2 separate regions of the Homo sapiens genome follow, and region 1 is linked to region 2. A link is an interaction called in ENCODE POLR2A ChIA-PET data of the cell type or tissue named here. Cell type or tissue: endothelial cell of umbilical vein. All regions are shown on one strand.

Region 1 (2,500 bases), 72 kb after region 2:
TCAAAATCCCAATAGTGTTTTTCACAGAATTAGAAAAAAAAAATCCTAAAATTCCTATGAAACCACAAGGGATCTGGAATAGACAAAACAATCTTGAGGAAGAAAAAAGCTGGAGGCATCACATTCCCTGGTTTCAAAATATATTTTAGATAAACAATTATTAAAATAGCATGGTATTAGCATAGTGACATAAATATAGTATAATGGAACAGAATAGAGAGCCTGTAAATAAACCCACCCTTATAGGATCAACTGATTCTCAACAAGGATGCCAAAAATACACAATGGGGAAATAATAGTCTCTTCAATAAATGATACTATAAAAACTGGATATCCTCATGCAAAAGAATGAAACTGAACCCTTAACTTATATCATACACAAATATTAACTCAACGTGGATTAAATAACTAAGCATTAGACCTGAAACTGTAAAACTTCTAGAAGAAAACATAGGGAAAATCTTCATGACATTGGTCTTGGCAATAATTTCTGAGGTATGACACCAAAAGCACAGGCAACAAAGGCAACATTAAATAAGTGAACTACATGTAACTAAAAAGCCTCTATGCAGCAAAGGAATCAACAACAACACAGTGAAAAGTCAACCTATGGAATAGGAGAAAATATTTGCAAACCATGTATTTGATAAGGGGTTAATATAAAAAATATTTAAGAAACATCTTCAACACAATAACAAAAAAACAAATAACCTAATTTTCAAATGGCCAGAAAAACATGAATAGACATTTCTCCGAAGAAGACATACAAATGGCCAACAGGTGCATAAAAAGATGCTCAACATCACTAATCATCAGGGAAATGAAAACCAAAATTACAGTAAGATATCACCTGGCAGCTGTTAGAATGGCTATTTTATTATTTATTTATTTATTTATTTATTTATTTATTTATTTATGTTAATTTTTGAGACAGGGTCTCACTCTGTTGCCCAGGCTAGAGTGCAGTAGTGCAGTCTTGGCTCACTGCAGCCTCAACCACACCCAGCTAATTTCTTTTGTTTTGTATAGACCAGGGTCTTACTATGTTGCCAGGGCTGATCTTGAACTCCTGATCTCAAGCTATCCTCTTCCTTTGGCCTCGCAAAATGATGGGATTACAGGCTTGAGCCTTAGCACTTGGCTAAAAATGTCTATTTTTTAAAAGATAAAAAGATAAGTATTAGCAAGGATGTGGAGAAATTGGAACTGTTCCACACTCTTGGTGGGAATGTAAAATAGTGTAGCCACTATGGAAAATCATGTGGAGTTTCTCAAAAAATTAAAAATAGAACCACCATATAACTCAGCAGTTCCACTTTTGGATATTTATCCTAAAGAGTTAAAATTAGGATCTTGAAGAAATATTTGCTCTCTTACATTATGGCAGCTCTATTCACAAAAGCCAAGATGGAGAAAGAGCCGGGCATGGTGGCCAGTGCCTGTCATCCCAGCTACTCGGGAGGCTGAGACCAGAGAATTGCTTGAACCCAGTAGGACGAGAACAGCCTTGGCAATATAGCAAGACCCCTCTCTCAAAAATAAAACAAACAACAAAACAAACAACAACAACAAAAAGATGTGGAAACAACCTGATGTCCATCAATGAATGGATGGATAAATAAAGTATGATCCACACATACAATGCAATATCACTCAGCCTTTAAAAAGAAGGAAATCCTGCAATGTATGACAATATGGATGAAGCTTGAGGACATGAAGCTAAGAGAAACAAGCTGGTCACAGAAGGATAAATGTGGCATGATTCTACAACATGAGGGATCTAAAATGGTCAAACTTGTAGAAGTGGAGGGTAGAGGGGTGGGCACGGTGGCTCACGCCTGTAATCCCAGCACTTTGGGAGCCGGAGGCAGGCGGATTGCCTGAGGTCAGGAGTTCAAGACCAGCCTGGCCAACATGGTGAAACCCTGTCTCTACTAAAAATATAAAAATTAGCCAGGCCCGGTGGCGGGTGTCTGTAATCCCAGCTACTTGGGAGGCTGAGGCAGGAGAATCGCTTGAACCCAGGAGGCGGAGGTTGCAGTGAGGTGAGATTGTGCCACTGCACTCCAGCCTGGGTGACAGAGCAAGACTTCATCTCAAAAAAAAAAAAAGCAGTGGAGAGTAGAATGGTGGTTGCCAGGAGCTGCAGGAGGAGGAGATGTGGAGTTGCCCTTCAAAGGGTATAAAGTTTCAGTTATGCAGGATGACTGAGTTCTAGAGATCTGCTGTACAACATTGTGCCCGTGGTTAACAATACTGTATTGCATGCTTGAAAATCTGCTAAGAGTACAGCTCATGTTAAATGTTCTTACTATAGTAAATAAAAGTTAATCAGAGGGTGTCAATCAGCAAGCACCTTTAATTTAAAATGCATTTAATAAAGTTAACAGGACTTTCTTTCTTTCTTTCTCTCTCTCTCTTCTTTTCTTTTCTTTTGTTGGAATCTCACTCTGTCACCCAGGCTGAAGTGCAGCGGCGCGATCTCCACTCACTGCAACCT
Region 2 (2,500 bases):
TGGGTTCAAGCGATTCTCTCACCTCAGTCTCCCGAGTAGCTGAGATTATAGGCACTCGCCATCATGCCCAGCTAATTTTTATTTTTGTAGAGACGGGGTTTCACCATGTTGGCCAGGCTGGTCTTGAACTCCTGACTTCAGGTGATTCACCTACCTTGGCCTCCCAAAGTGCTGGGATTACAGGCATGAGACAGCGTACCCGGCCTATTTTTATTTTTTTTGAGACAGACTCTTGCTCTGTCACCCAGGCTCAGTACAGTGGCGTGATCTCGGCTCACTGCAACCTCAGCCTCCCAGGTTCAAGCAATTCTCCTGCCTCAGCCTCCTGAGTAACTGGGATTATAGGTACATACCACCATGCCTAATTTTTGTATTTTTAGTAGAGACAGGGTTTCACTATGTTGGCCAAGCTGGTCTCAAACTGCTGACCTCAAGTGATCTGCCTGCCTCGGCCTCCCAAAGTGCTGGAATTACAGGTATGAACCACCATGCTCAGCCAGTTCATTCCTTTAAAAACGGCCAGAAAGCTCTCTAAGAGACTTGATATGAAATTTCTTACACTTCACCCCAGCCAACCCCCAGGAAACAGCAGCTCTCTGCTGCAAATACCAAGGCGCCAAGAGCAGCCTCTCAGGCAACCCAGAGCAAAAACCAAGTGCTTTTCCAAACCAAGGGCAGGCAACTGATTTGTTAATTTCCCACTGTGAAATTCATCAGAAAACCTCTCACTAATAAAACTCCACACAACACCTGAACTAACTCTCTTTATCACGGCAGAGTCCTTAACTGCCTACCTTGTTCCTGTTGTTAAGTCCGGTTCCCCAAAGATAAGTAAAACCAACTTGCCCGATCCATGGCCATGCATCTGTTCTCAGACATAAGAGGGATTACAGCATCAAATCACTTATGAGAAAAAAACATTCATAACAACTCCCACAGAGGAAAATATGGCAGAACCGGAAACAAATTCATCTTCATTAGTGCTTCTTACCCAGATTTCTAAGGACTGGGAAGCATCCCAGTGGTGGTTACTGGAGGTGACCAGCCATGAACAAAGCGCCTGGCACTTGAATGGCAGCCAGCACAGTGAAATAAAACGGACGATAGCCATTAATCATCCAACTGTGCAGAAAAAGTTAGCATTCTATCTAGAGCTGTGTTTTACTGATGTTTGGTAGTTTTTTTCTTTTGTACTATGACTCACAATTTCATAAAAACACTTCCCTTACATAGAGGTGATGCAATCCTTTTTCTTTTTTTTGTTTTTAATTTTTGTAGAAATGGGGTCTTGCTATGTTACCCAGGCTGGTCTCAAACTCCTGGCCTCAAGCGATCCACCAGCCTCGGCCTCTCAAGGTACAGGGATTACAGGCATGAGCCACCACACCTGGATGATTCTTTACATTGTTATGTGCAACCCACAAAACTGATTATTTGATCTACTCAAGGATCTTACTGTGTAGTCTGAAAACCACTTCACTAAAAAATGCTTGGGTGTCATCAGCAACCAGTGCCTTCCCTTCAAAAGATGACTCATTTCTTTCTTTTTTTTTTTTTGTTTTTGAGATGGAGTCTCACTCTGTCACCCAGGCTGGGGTTAGTGGCACCATCTCAGCTCACTGCAACCTCCGTCTCCGGGGTTCAAGTGATTCTCCTGCTTCAGCCTCCCAAGTAGCTAGAATTACAGGCGCCCACCACCACACCCAACTAATTTTTATATTTTTACTAGAGATGGGGTTTCACCATGTTGGCCAGACTGGTCTTGAACTCCTGACCTCAGGTGATCCGCCTGCCTTGGCCTCCTAAAGTGCTGGGATTACAGGCGTGAACCAGCATGTCCAGCCTGATTCATTTCTTCATACTAATAATGTGAGACTATCCCTTCAATTAGGTGCCATGGTTTTCTTTATATCCTCCAAATTTAAAGCTACCATATGGAAGTGGGAAATGTGAGGCCAATTTAGTTTCATTCTTCTGAATCAATGTCACTCAGCTTCAGTAACACGTAGGATCACTGGCTAGTTTTGATCTGAGACTTTTAGGTAGAATACATGTAAACTGACAGTTCAAGGAGGTCTCTAAAACCTAAGGCATTCCTTCAGGCAGGTGTAAAATACTTAGAATTCACTTAGAAAGTAAACACTTAATTAAAAAATACTGTATGAAAATAAGTGAAGGCAAGTTTCCTTCAGACTTGGGACAGACCACACTACCCTACACAGGACATTTGTGACGTGGGTGTTGGGCGAGGTATGTGGCAATACTGAGGGGCATGCTACTGTCCATCTGGCAAGATGAGGAGACAAGGGTTGACATGGAAAAACAAAATTCTGCCCTGGGGCAGATGAAAAGTACTGCATGAGGCAGCTAGAGTTCAGAAGGGGAAGGGCTGGCTCCAGCTGGGTCCACCTGGCCTTTGATGAAAGGACAAGCAGGACCACCCTGGCAGACCACACCCTGCTTGCGCAGCAGGTCCAGGAAGACTGTGGTCGCTTCCCTG

Evidence for each region. Peaks named below come from ENCODE experiments on the same cell type or tissue, not always from the same donor. Only the 100,000 strongest peaks of a DNase experiment are listed, where the experiment ranks them.
Region 1: POLR2A ChIA-PET joins it to region 2 with 5 read pairs; 4 of 35 experiments call an interaction of 5 or more read pairs at or near these places.

Annotation. Positions count from the first base shown.
Region 1 is chr13:21,087,840-21,090,339 of GRCh38, forward strand. No RefSeq gene overlaps it. Among named protein-coding and RNA genes, the nearest start is that of LATS2, 28 kb to the left of the region's middle. In endothelial cell of umbilical vein, no CTCF peak of the experiment used is centred here; no DNase peak of the experiment used is centred here.
Region 2 is chr13:21,016,082-21,018,581 of GRCh38, forward strand. The region is part of intron 2 of LATS2 (large tumor suppressor kinase 2); the gene reads right to left. Among named protein-coding and RNA genes, the nearest start is that of LATS2, 44 kb to the right of the region's middle. RefSeq lists an enhancer at 1,483-1,622. In endothelial cell of umbilical vein, no CTCF peak of the experiment used is centred here; DNase peaks (open chromatin) are centred at 1,090 and 1,450; H3K27ac peaks cover 1,844 bases.